Regions from separate parts of the Homo sapiens genome. Here region 2 is linked to region 1. Evidence: chromatin contacts called from ENCODE Hi-C or POLR2A ChIA-PET data. All regions are on one chromosome and are shown on one strand. The core of a region is the stretch at or near the end of the contact, and the rest is flanking DNA. Distances in the headings are between cores, read along the strand shown. Region 1 has its middle 150 kb from the start of PIK3R1. Region 2 has its middle 120 kb from the start of PIK3R1.

Region 1 (7,044 bases), core at 2,021-4,520:
CTCAAGGCCGGCGGCTTAGCAACCTTAATTTCATCTGCACTCTTAATTTCCCCTGGCCATGTCGCCTCACATATTTAGTCTCCAAATGTGACATATTTGGAGGTACCATTATTCTGCCTCTGTAGATAGAAAAGGAGGAGTCGTCTAGGCACAGTGGCTCACACCTGTAATCCCAGCATTCTGAGAGGCTGAGGTGGGCAGATCACTTGAGGCCAGGAGTTCAAGATCAGCCTGGGCAACATGGGGAAACCCTGTCTCTACTAAAAATACAAAAATTAGCCAGGTGTGGTGGCAGGTGCCTGTAATCCCAGCTACTTGGTAGACTGAGGCAGAAGAATTGCTTGAATCCGGGAGGTGGAGGTTGCAGTGAGCCGAGATGTCACCACTACACTCCAGCCTGGGTGACTCCAGCCTCTCTCAAACAAACAAACAAACAAAAGAAAAGGAGGAGTAGAAGGGTTAAGAAACTTGCCCAGGGTTACATGGCTACTAGGTAGTGGGGCTGAGACTAGCTTTGAGCCAAAGCCTGATCTGAAAATAGGAAGAGGAACAAGGAGAAAGAAAAAAGAGAAAGAGAAAGTTGAGAAGAAATTTTCCTACTATGGAGAAAATGAACATTCTTTTGCAATAAATGCATGGCTTATTATGAGTCAATCAAAAAAGGAAGAATGTGTGCACTGACAATTTGTCTTTGCTAACCATTTCCTTCATTCTCCCATTTAACCTGTAAATAGTTTGCATAAATCATAGTTCACCAAATTACATTGGCCTCACTCACAACACTGGTCTTTTTGGCGTTGTAGAACACACCAGGGTGTTGATATCGACTTCATAACAAAGCAGGGATGCAATATGAAGGTACTAATATGTGCACAAACACACATGCAGTGTACCAAAACACCACACCAAGATGCACACTAAGCAAGTAGGTTAGTTCCACAGAGTCTTTGTGGAGAGGATTTAGATGAAGAGGTGAAGGGGATGGGGGGCAAGTCGGGATGAATGTCAAGAAGACTTTTTCTAACAGAAGGAACAATGAATCATCTAACAACGAGACTCTGCAGATGCTGGAAGACCCCTTGACCCCATATTTAAAGCTATTTAGTGTGTATTCTCATTGAGGACTCTCCCTTTTGCTTATCTAGAAGGCATATGCAAGGAGGGGATAAAAGAAAGAAAGGGCAGAAGCTCTTCAGCAGTGCTCTTGCAATGATATTGCCTATAGCTCCTCCATCTCCTACTCAAGTGGATTCACAGAATTTTAAAGGAATATCTGAGATCACCTGGTGCAATTCTCCATACATAGATTAGAAAACTGAGCTTCAGGACAACCAAATAACAATGAGAGTCGCACAGCTGATTTCAGCAGTTGAAACTAACATGAAGCATCCGTTCTAAAGTCCAATCCAATCAGCAGGCAGAAGTCACATGAAATTTATGCTTACATCCCCTTAAGAGGGCTCCATGCTGGAGACTGACACATGCTTTCTGAAAAATCCTGCACAAACAGCTTTTCTTCCAGTACTGGAACCAATGGCTCTTTCCTCAGTGCATTTCAGGGACCAGGTTAAATAAAAAATACATGTCTTTAAATGTGAAAAGCACATTTGCTATAGGAAGATGCTCGCCCTGTCAGAGGCACTTGGGAACTGAAACTGAGGCAGGACTGGTGGATACACATCCCCACCTCATACTCATGTTAGGACCTACACCCTCCCTGAGCAGAAAGCCACATGCTAGGGATTTTTAGTCTTTGTGAGATACAGTGTATACAGAGCCCCCAGGATCAGGAAAAGCATAACAATTTGCCTATTTCAAACTTGCTGCTGTGGGTTCTAAAAGATTGTGTGAGTGGGTCAGTTTCTAACCTGGTTTTACGAGGCCTCAACTGAAGGATGAGCTGTCTTGGAAACTGTCAGGTCTGACTTGTCAGAAAGGTGGGCCAGACTGAGATGTCTTTGAGCGTCCCAGGTACAAAATTCTCTGGCAATTCAGCATAACCTCCAGGTCTGCTATTTCCTCTTGCATTGATCAGATTACATGGGCAAATGTGCCATTTTTGAAAGGCCCCAAACCCTGAATTGTCCTATAAAGTATCCCATTCTAAAAGATGTCTAACATTATGAGATTCTCAGCCTTTTGGCATTTGTTGGGGAAAGATATCTCATGTTTCTCTAGCTTTTAATTCGTTTGCCTCCCCTCCCCCCAGGTAAAGAAGGCCTAATTCATCCTGATGGCAGAGCTCCTTCCTCCTTCCCAGGGCATAACTCAAGGGTTTCTAAAATGGCATTTCTAAGGCGAAGAGGAATCTCCCTCCAGGGACATTAATGTCATCACAGATGCTGTGGCAGTAGTAGAGATAGGTAGGGGTCAGCCTTGGAGGGTCAGCAAAAAGGAAATTTAATGAGATCCTACTGGAAATCAAGGGTCATGATATCATCAGTGCTAAGGGCATGACATAGCTGAAGCAAGCTCTCAAATGGAGCAGGGTTCCCAGACACAGGGACAGACTTCTCTGGCAGAAACAGATATCAGCTGGCAATCAAGCAAGAGAAATGCTGCTGGGTAGGTGAGTTCATTCTATGCTTGGACCTCACATTATGGTGCAATTACTCTGCAAGATTATTACCTTGTCCATTAACGGTGTCCGTATGTGAGGACAGCTGCCTCTTTCTCCACTGAGGACCAATGGAAAGATGAGCCTTGACCAGCTCTGGAGGCAAAGGGGGTTCAGAAGCTCAGAGAGTCCGCTCAGCCCTGACTGATATCAGAAGTTATGAACTCCTCCTTTAAAAAGAAGGGAGCCCTAAATGAAAAATGGTGTAGCCACTTTGGAAACATTGTGGGGGCTCCTCAAAGAATTCAAAGAGAAGTATGTGATCCAGCGATCCCACATTTTATACACCCAGAAGAATTAAAAGCAGGATCTTGAGAAGACATCTGCACTCCCATGTTCCCATGTTCACAGCAGCATTATGTACAGTAGACAAGAGGCAAAAGGCACTCATTCATCAACAGATGAATGGATAAACCAAATGCAGAATGTGCATACAATGGAATATTATCAAGCTTTAAAAAGGAAGGAAATTCTGACAAATGTTACAACACGGATAAGCCTTGAAAACATTACGCTAAATGAAAGAAGCCAGTCGCCAAAAGACAAATACTGTATGAGTCTACTTATACGAGGTACCTAGAATAGTCCAATTCGTAGAAACAGAAAGTAGAATGGTGGTTGACAGGGACTGGGGGGAGGGGAAAGTGGGGAGTTGTTTAACGTATATGTAGTTTCAGTTTTGAAAAATAAAAAAGTTCTAAAAATGGGATGTTCTAAAAATGGGATGTTCAACAATGTGATTGTCTTTAACAGTACTGAACTGTACACTTAAAAATAGGGAAGACAGTACCTTTTGCTATGTGTGTGTCTTTTTTACCATAATCAGACATTTAAAAAATTACAAAAAATTGATTTTTTAAAGATAGGAGACCTTAACAGTGATAAAACAAACAAACAACAGCAATAAACCCTTGTCTTAACAACTTTATGAGGTCAGCTTTCCTTTCATTTTCCTGGTAGAGAAGACTTTTAGGAACATCAGCACAGGAGAAGGATTCCTTGGAGGGCCTGCTCTAAAGGCTGGTGAGTCTATTTAGTCAGGTTATTCTGGAAGCCAGCCAACATACAAAAAATACAACAGTTAAGATATAAATGCTCTGTTATGCTTCTCTCTCTCAAAAAAAAAAAAAAAAAAAAAAAGAATGAATGACTAAATAAATAAAAGGTGATTCAAAATTCTCTGGCCTGTTTCCAGGATCAAGCCTGGGGAGCCGCATTAGAGTGCCCACCCTGAGTGGTACTCCACACCTACACACTTCTCTGTTCTGCTGGTGCTGCCCAGGAGACCTGGGAAACTTGGCATGTGAATGGACAGTGATGGATAAATGAATCAATCTTTCTATTTTGCTTTGAAAGTACACCTCCAGCTTCCTCCTCTCTAGGGTGCCAGCCCTGCCCCCTCAGGCTGTGTTAGACCCTGCTATGTGCACCTATATTGTTCTCTGCATCTGCATACTCGTATCTCAGCATTTCTTGTGTTATAGTGTAATGACTTGGTACATCTCTCTCACCCACAGGTCTGTGAGATCCTTAAGAGCAAAGGGTTTCTGACCACTGCCATAATGCCTAGAATATGGCTGACAATAAGTAAACATCATATAATGACATCAGTGACTGGTTTTGCATTCTCAAGATGGGAATGCCCTTTTTGGACAACTAGATATGCACATGGAATAGTCCAGGTCATTTTCTGGCTCCGGTGGTGTGCTCGTGCTCAGAGCTTCTTCGAGTTCTACCTTCACCTTCCATGACTTGCCTCCTTTCTCCAATTATTCATCCCTTCCCTAAGTATGTGCCTGTGGTTTCTGTTTGATTTGTTTGGGTTTTACATGTCCTTATTAGTCATGTGTGGGTGTCCCTGTGCTGCTATTATCTTCTGAACTTCTCAAGGACAAAGTATCCAACACATTCTTTGTGTCTTCCCAGAGCACCCATCCACACACTGAGACAGCAAGTTTAAAAGCAGTTACTGTTTGAAGAATATCCAACACGAACTGCTGGGCTGACACCTCTACCTGCACGTGTTGCCAGGACCTCAGAAAGTGAACAAGTCATCTTTTCTCCGTCAACCAGCTCATTTTTCTGAATTCCTTGAGGGGTGGTGGTTTATGTTTTTGCTTTTCCAGAAAGGGTACTTTTCTTAATGGCACATATTCTCCTACATCCTAAGACTTGAATGAAGCCTTGCTATGATCTTTGAGCTTGACTTTCTTCAAACTTGCCCTATCTTGTCCCCACAGAAAATTTAGGCACTGACTTCTACTGATTATTTCCACAGAATTTTCTCCCTTTTCACCTCTCCCAATTGTCATCACCCCGTAGCAGCTGACACCTAGACCAGGGGCTTTGCATGCCAGTTTCTATCTGTCAGAGTGGCTGTCTAGGCAGAATAGAGTTTTGAAAAGACTCTGATGCCTTGTCTCGGATCAGCAGGAGAGAATATTTTAATCAATCAGAGGTGTCTGTCATGGGTATAGGAGAAAGTAGCTGTGGTCCAAATGCTGAGATTCTGTCATCTCTGGCCAAGATAAATGCAACAGTCTTGTTTTTTCCCTGACTCTTCTTTCGATGCGTTCTATACAATGACCCAAATTTGACACTTTTAATATAGCATTATGACATCTTGCCTCCTAAATAATAAGTGATACCTGGTTGCCTGCACCAGCATCTGTCAAGCTTCATCTTTCTTGCTACTCACGGCAAAATTCTCCAATGTCTTCCACATTTAGGCTCATTCATGCCTGGGAGCTGAGCTAGTCTAGACTAGGGTAGGAAGCATATCAGCTGCCTCAGCCCCTCCAGATGTGGGGCCTGGAGTTTATCTTGGCTGCCCACAGACTTGGTATCTGTTGTGCCTCGCATAAGCCCTGGGTGCCAACTTAGCCTCCAGGTCACACCACTTGTAATCTTTTTCTCATTTCCCCCTTCCTCATACCCTCAGACATACTGACCCATGGACAGGTCTGAGCTGCTGCCACAGATTACCTGTCTGCTCTTACATTCATGCTTTGAAAATCACCTATTTATTGGGGCTCCCAGGATTTTAAGAACTGGCAGACTCCTTATTCCTGGCCCAGGATGGGTTCTGGCCATATATGAGCGCATTGCCCATAATGATGTTGAAGATTATGTGAATCTTCTACTACTGGGCCACATCCATTAAACTAATCTCCTTCATACTTCTAGCATAGCCTGGTCTCTGCATGAAACTGCCATGCCACATGCTCTGGACACTGTGTGTAGGACCACTCAGCTCTGCCTAGAGAAACCAACTATTTCCCTACTCCCCTGGCTCAGATTCCTTCCTTTCCCCAGCAGACCCAGCATATCCTGTGCTTGAGCTGACAATTGTAAATGTATCATTTACTGAGCACTTGCTATGTGCCAGACCCTTGAATAAGTGCTTTGTATGCAGCACCCCACTCCACCTTCACCAGGACCCTATGAAGCAGGTACTTATTATGCTCATTTACACAGGAGGAAATCAAGGATTTGGAGAGGTTAAACAATTTGCTTTGAGGTCATATACATAGCAAGAAGAGATGGGATTTGAACTTATACTCACTGAATCTAGATCTTATGCCTTTAATCACTATATTATTAGAGATTGCAAATTAATAGCCCCTGGTAAAATGTTGGCCACAGTTACATTTGGCCACCAAAATATTTTTTTTTATTTTTTATTTTTTTGAGACGGAGTCTCGCTCTGTTGTCCAGGCTGGAGTGCAGTGGCACGATCTGGGCTCAACACAGCCTCCGCCTCCCAGGTTCAAGCGATTCTCCTGCCTCAGCCTCCCAAGTAACTGGTACTACAGGTGTGCGCCACCATGCCTGGCTAACTTTTGTATTTTTAGTAGAGACAGAGTTTCACTATGTTGGGTAGGCTGGTTTGGAACTCCTGACCTCATGATCCACCCACCTCGGGCTCCCAAAGTGCTGGGATTACAGGTGCGAGCCACCACGCCCAGCCCAGAATATTTTTAAAGATGGCCAATACTTAAAAATTAGAAGATGTAACATAAAAATTCAGATGTGTGACTTTTCCTTACAATATTGGAAGGTCCAACAACATAGTTTCCATATCCTGCGAGATAAAAATCAACTTAGCTAAGAAATGTCTGCCAGCCCTTTGCATGGGCCATGAGCACACCAGTTTGCCTCTTTCACTATTCCTTACTGCAGTAGTTCTCAGATGCTACTGTTGACTGGAACCATCTAGAGATTGCTGGACCCCAGCCAAGAGTTTCTGATTTAGTAAGTTTTGGTAGGGCATGAGAATTTGTCTTTTCACAGTCCAACTGTTAGTTGCCATTTCTCATCACATTAATGCTGTTTCTACTTTTACAGTTAGTCCACTCACCCACCCACTTCTTTTATCCTCATGCTCCATGTGAGTTTGCAACCCAGGCACTATATTATAGTAACAC
Region 2 (7,044 bases), core at 2,325-4,824, 39 kb after region 1:
AGTTGACCTCAGCTCCTTATTTTAACCAACTGTGCCAAATTCTGACCAGCTCCCTGGTCAGTGGGGGGCTGACCTCCACTCCCCACACATCCTAACACATGTTTCCTCAGAGTGCCCTGAATTGAACAAACAGAACCTCCAAACTTAGAAATGGCCAGTAGCCTGTAGGCGGCAGACTCATGCCCTTCTTCAACTTTGACCACAACTGTGAGTCAGTGGATAAAACTGAGTCTTTGCCAAGTATCCCTCAAATACTAACTCAGGAATTCAGCAAGATCTCTAAGATGGATGGCACAGAATATTAGGTTCAGGTTTCCAAAAAACCCATTATTACCTGATTGCTTTTGTTTAGCAAGGGAACATATATACATATTCCTGTGTGAATATGTATTGTTGACCTGGAAATTGTAATTAGAAGATTTCCAATCTCACTTTCTTAGTCATGCTAACCTCTGGTGAAGAGTCTTCAGCTTTGCCCATGCAACTGATCAAAGCTGGAATACCTTAACACTCATTTCAAAAGAATTCAGTTCTTCCTTTTAAGTACTGCTAACTTGGGCTCATGTCTAACTTGGATGAAAAGAGTAGGATGCTATTGACAGTATTTCCTTAAATTATATTTCTCATTATTCCTGATAATTATGATATTAACAATATATTTATTAGTTGACAAGATGCGATGGTCCCTATGTACTTTTACTTAGAGAATTATAGAATTTTATGTGAAGAAATTCTCTAGCCTACATGCTCCAGTTTTCTTGGCAACATTCTCCACTACTGTCTTTCACCCTTGAATGCTGCTCTTCCAGAGGCCATCTGTAGCAGGTATTGCTAGTGCCCCAGCACATCACCTCAGCGCACCTTGGATTTCAGTCACAGCCGAGACCAGACTCACTTTGAGCTGATAATGTCTCACATCAGCTGCTGGGTGCCCCAACTATGTCTACATCAGCCTAAGACCTTCTCCCAAACTGCTTACTATGCAAGTGTAGCCCTCAAGTAAACCGTCCATCTGTGGGCTTTGAGGCAGTGTGGCAGTCTACCTCCCCTAAGGGGGTTGATTCCAGGAGGCTTCCTGCAAGATTCTCAGAGGTCTCTGGATAATGCATGCTTACCTGGCTTCTCTTTTTTTCCTGTCTTATTCCCCCTGTCCCCTCTTTTTCATTACTTGGGGTCACCTCCCAAATAAGTAGGTTGCATTCAAGCCCTTACCTCAGCCTCTAACTTTGAGGGAACCCAAACTAAAATACAATCTATTCCACTGTGGTCAGTAAGCATGTGGACTTTGGACATATACTTCCTGACACTAGCTCTGTGGCCCTGGGAAAGTTTCTTAAACCTCTCTGTGCCTTGGTTTTTTTCATCTCTAAAATGGGGATAATAATAGTATCTACATTAATATAGAAGCCATTGTTTCAGAACTTTTCCTTATGGTGAGGTGAAATCTGTCCTCCTGTAAATTTCATCCTTTGGACAGAAATGGCCAACAGCTTCAGGTCACAGCAGCTCAGCTGGTTGAGATGAGGAAATGAGTTACCATTTACTGGGGTTTCCTGAATCACTTGGTAAGTCATTTCCTCTGGGCCTGGCTTTGGCTTAGTACTAAGACCATCGGAAACAAGAAATTCTTCTCTTAGAGCTTTAGTGCAAAGAACAGTGATGGGGCAAATAGATTATTTTAATAACACCTCTACATGAATGGCAGTTAACTGTTATAAAAATACTAATAAATATGCTATTGAATGCAATAATTTTCACCTTTTCAATTCTTTTCTTTTTAGATGCAGCATTATAAATATCATCAGAATATAAAATCTAACCTCCTGACAACCTGAGTTTATTACGGTAAATGTTCTATTGATAACATCTGCTTCCCTTTGATACAGAGCCTAACACTATGTTTAGATTTAATTTGCAAGTATAGAAAGTAAGTTTCAAGGAAGTGATGAAAATCAGAGACTGAGAGGCCACAATGGGTATTTGTTCAGGTCACTGAGTGGCAGATGATGTGCGTGAGAAGGAATACAGGGAAAATATATGAAATTGAAATTTTAGGCTCCTATGAGCCCTTCCCATACTTACCCAACCCTCACTTTGTCAAGCCTCTTTACTGCAAGTATGGTCCATGGGCCAGCAGTGTCAACAACACCGTGGAGCTCAATTACCATTCTATAATTTATACTTTTAATATTTATCCGTAGCAAGAAATAGGGCTCTAGCACATTTGTTTTCTCATTTTTATTATGGTGTAAGATACATAAAGTTTATCATTTTAATCATTTTAAGTGTACATTTCAGCGGCATTATAGGCATTCACATTATGTAATCATCACCACTATCTACTTTGAGAACTTTCACTTCCCCTAAACAGAAACCCTGTATCCACTAAAAAGTAACTCCCTATTACTCCATTTCTCTAGCCCCTGGTAACCTCTATTTTACTTTCCGTCTTAGCTTATTCGTTCTTAATTGCTATACTGCATGTCTTCAATAAATACTACACATATTATCTATTCCTCTATTGGGCTAAGATACTATATTTGTTTTCCATTACTGCCAGAACAAATTATCACAACCTTAGTGGCTTAAACAGCACACATTTATTATGTTGCAGCTCTGTAGTTCCAAAGTCCAATATAGGTCTCACTAGGCTAAAATCAAGGTATTGGCAGGGCTACATTTCTTTCTGGAGGTGCTAGGAAAAAATCCTTTTTATTTTGTCTTTTCCAACTTCTAGAGATTGTTCTCATTCCTCGTCCTATGCTCCCCTTCCTCCATCTTCAAAGGCAACAGCATGACAGCTCCCTGACTCTACTTCCATCATCAGATCTTTTTCTCTGACCCTCCCCTTTTGCTTTCCTTGTTCACTTTTAAGTTGGACAATTGTGGTTACATTGGGCTGACTCAGATGATCTTCCTCTTTTAAGGTCAGCTGATTTGGTAAGCTTCATTCCCCCAGCAGCTGTATCTCCTCTTTGTCATGTAACATAACACATTCACAGGTTCTGGGGATAAGAATATGAACTTCTTTGGGGAAGCCATTATTTTGCCTGTCACAGTTACTAAAACAATATTGCAGTTGATATCCATATATATACATCTTTCTATTGGTGCTCTCATGTGAGAGCTCTCTGGGCAATACATCTACAGTAGAATTTTATTTTCCTCCTTTACTCTTTGAGGTCTTTTTGGAGTCAGATTTGTCTTTATTTTGGATACAACGCTTGCTGAGACTGACCCTAAGGGAGCCCAGCTTTGTTCAGGTTGCATATGGAGGAGTTGGCCTCTGCCTGCAAGGCCTGGCCCTTGTATGTACTCCCTCACAAGTTCATAGTTTGAAAGCTTTAAGATCTATAGTGATAACTAAGAGAAAGGCGAGAAAGTACTGCAAAAGTCCAGGGAGGAGTTAGAAGCAATGATGTCTAGGCTACATGCCAAAAGAAGAGCTGTCTCTGGGATAAGGGAAATTAGAACCATCACTAGAGGGAGGAGAGTTGGCTGGAGGGCAAGGAGGTGGCCCTGACAGCTGGCTCAAAATAAGCCTGGAGGTGTTCAAGCCCAGGATATGTGTCACATGTGTGTGTGTGTGTGTGTGTATGTGTGTGTATAAGTCATGTACAATAGACCAGGTGCAGCCAGAATGCTTTCCCTTTGGAACTGATGTTATAACAAAGATGCTGCTTTTGATGAAAATATTTCTGGAATTATATTAAAACCAAAAGCACATTCTTTTGACTATCATCAGAGCAGAGAAATCACCTTTTGAGAAAAGTTTTATTTTGAAGATAACCAAAGGTAATTACAAGTCAAGTCTCATAAAAGAAGCTACCAACTGAATCACAACATTTCTGGTCAAAAAAGGAAGAAAACTGATTTTCTTACATGACTGTAGAGCAAAGTGTCCACCCATCCTTGCCACCCAGTCTGGGTTTTTTATGATTATCTCAATGTAATTTATTATAACACCCACTGTTTTTCTCAAAATGCCCCAATGTGCTTGATACATTATTATACACTATCCTGATGGCAATTTTGAAAAAGAGGTAACAAATATATAAGCAATGATAAGATTTTGGGATTAGTGCTCAAGTTGATAATGTGACTGCTTTTAAGAACACATTGATATAAATGTACAAGTTCTGGTATGTTTGCTTTCAAAAATACGCAAATAAACCACCCTCTATACTTTCCTTGGCTTTACTATAAATTCATGAACACACAGCAGGCAATAGAGTTGTGATATGACCATGACTGGCAGCAAACCACTCTCCTTCCCTTTTACACACTGTCAGAATGAGTTTTTATGAATTTCCTCCTGCATATTGTCCTTGATATTATTTACTGTAACTAGGATTTATCTCAATAATAATGCGAGGAGAAAATGAAGGAGCTTGTGTAGTATAACATATTCTGGGTCCTATAGTCCCACAGGAATGGCCTTGACTAGGGGCATGGTTTTCTTCTGGGGGCCAGTATAAAATCAGAAGTTGTGGGTTGAACCATGACACTGTAATGAGAAAGTTGTGAGGAGAAAGCGTGAGAACTATTGCTGTAATGTGGGCAGATTATTCTTGCGCAATGCCAAGCACTTAATTCCATGCACACGCTATCTTCCTTCTCATATTGAGGAAAGATATACTGGCATCATTTATAAATATGATCTCAGTCATTATCATAATACACTTTCCCAAAAGCCAGAGAGGGCAAAAATACTTCGTGGGGACTTGTCAATATTGATATAACATCATAAAATTGTATTAGAAACATGAAGACATAATAATGACACTTCGGACTATTTTAAGCTAAAGAATGTAAATAGACAATGTTTCAAATAGAAACCCTTCTGATATCAAAAATAATAACTTTGCAATAGGCTGTATATCTGAGGGTTCTGTCAACAAAGAATATCAGAATAGAATCACAAACCATAGTGATAAAACACAGAATCAAAATTAAACAGTTTCAACTGTTTTTATTGAACTCTTTCCTCCCAAGGAGGTCAACATAATAAAGATGTTTGATTATCTTCCCAAGCTGGGCTCTATTTGAGAAGGTAGTATAGGCAAGACTGGGTCAAAAGAGGGGTGGGGAAATCAACAATTGATAAACAAAGGTTTCCTTTTTTAATTTAACTTTTATTTTTAGTTCAGGGATACATGTGCAGGTTTGTTATACAGGTAAACTAATGCCATGGGGGTTTGTTGTACAGATTATTTCATCACCCAGGTGTTAAGCCTAGTACCCATCAGTTATTTTTCCTAATCCCCTCCCTCCTCCTACCCTCCGCCCTCTGAAAGGTCCCAATGTGTGTTGTTCCCCTCTATGTACCCATGTGTTCTCATCATTTAGCTCCCGCTCATAAGTGAGAACATGTGGTATTTGGTTTTCTGTTCTCGCATTAGTTTGCTAAGAATGATGGCCTCCAGCTCCACCCATATTCCTACAAAAGACATGATCTCATTCATTTTTGATGGCTGCAGAGTATTCCATGGTGCATATGTACCATATTTTCTTTATCAAATCTGCCATTGATGGACATTTAGGTTGATTCCATGTGTTTGCCATTGTGGATAGTGCTGCAATGAACATACATGTGCATGTGTCTTTATGATAAAATTATTTATATTCCTTTGGGTATATACCAAATAATGGGATCACTGGGTCAAATGGTAATTCTGTTTTAGGTCTTTGAGGAATCATCATGTTGTTTTCCACAAAGGTTGAAGTAATTTACATTCCCACCAACAGTGTGGAAGCAGTTGAACAAATATTTCTTGCATGGCTACCATGTGCAGGGCACAGCAAAGTGGTTGAACATATGGGCATTATATCTACCAGCTCCACCACTTACTACACTCAAACGACCAACTTACCTTTCTCTGTCCTAGCTTCCCAACTTAATGTGGGACTAATGACAAGACCTTCTTCATAGGTTTGTTGTGAGAATTAATCCATATAAAGCATTTACAAAGCGAGTGGCATAGAGCAAGCACCCAAATAGTATAGTTAGGAGGAAACAATAGATCTGCAGATAAAAACACAACTGCCCAAGTCAGGTAGCATATCGTAAATATGAATGGTAACTGGCAAATTACAGGAGGAAAGATCACTGTGAATTAAAGGCAGTGGGGTTTGTCCAGAGTCTTAACATAGAGGGAGGAGGAGAGGTGCTTGTTAAGAGCATTTCAGGAAGGCCAGGATGCAAGTGTCTCATGTTCATATGAGAAGGGGATGCAATAAACAAGCCCTTCTGGCGGAAGCATTGGGTTCATGCAGGAGAGAAGTGGGAGAGAGGTGGTAGAGGTGGTTTGGGGTTAGTTTGTGAGAAGCTTAGATTTTAGCCACTTCTGGTTTTTAGGACAAGCTCGTGGATTGGTGTAAGTTGTGCCATTGGAAGCAGATTGGGCAGGGACCCTCCAGCCTAGAGAAAAGATGACCTAGACCATGAGGATCAACTGTACTGAGCCTTTTGCACTGCAACAGAGGTCAAGTGTGGGGGTCTGGACTAGCGGAAGGCAGCCAGAAGAGAAAGTCTCCTGTGGATTCAGCCTGATATGAGAGGACTCTGCTAAATTTGTGCTAACTGATCCCAAGGGACCTTCTGGTGCACAGGGAAGGACAGAGACCGAGGTCCAGCTTGGGTTACTAGAAAGGAGAGGTCTTAATAAAATGACTAGTGCTTGCACTTACTTTTTTCTATTGAACAAGAATATTCTCAGAGTGACACTACTTATTCATCACAAAACAATATTTGGTACCTACTTGTGCTGGAGACATTCAGAAGAAATTAAAAAAAAAAACATTATCTAAGGTCCCTAAGGATCTCAAAATCAAGATGAGGGCAAGGGAGAGGCAGTGTTTGGGAAGAGGCATTTGTTCAGAAGGGCAAGTATGTGGCCTCCCGTTGTTAAGTAAGTTTCCAGTGAATAATGTGGATGAAGTATACTACTGGAAGGCCAAAAGAGATTCCTACAGGCTGCAGTGGTTATAGGAGCCTGATTTGGTTATTTGTTTTATTATAAATTAAGATGTTTTTATTTTTAG

What was found. Hi-C counts contacts between places; a loop is a spot of excess contacts on that map. ChIA-PET counts read pairs that join two places held with the same protein, here RNA polymerase II (POLR2A). Pooled maps may share reads with other maps.
Region 2: a loop to region 1 is called in a map with no recorded cell type, with 6 times the contacts of the local background. The contact joins two enhancer-like sites. A Hi-C loop is called at or near these places in 1 of 168 maps with a recorded cell type or tissue (IMR-90), 5 of 37 single-sample maps with no recorded cell type and 12 of 50 pooled maps. POLR2A ChIA-PET finds 5 or more read pairs at or near these places in 8 of 52 experiments (A549, A673, AG04449 and 5 more).

Annotation. Positions count from the first base shown.
Region 1 is chr5:68,365,882-68,372,925 of GRCh38, reverse strand. No RefSeq gene overlaps it. Among named protein-coding and RNA genes, the nearest start is that of PIK3R1, 150 kb to the right of the region's middle. Within about 2 kb of position 3,270, at least 4 of the 41 ENCODE cell types and tissues checked have a DNase peak (open chromatin) inside an H3K27ac peak, as active enhancers do.
Region 2 is chr5:68,327,266-68,334,309 of GRCh38, reverse strand. No RefSeq gene overlaps it. Among named protein-coding and RNA genes, the nearest start is that of PIK3R1, 120 kb to the right of the region's middle. Within about 2 kb of position 3,574, at least 2 of the 41 ENCODE cell types and tissues checked have a DNase peak (open chromatin) inside an H3K27ac peak, as active enhancers do.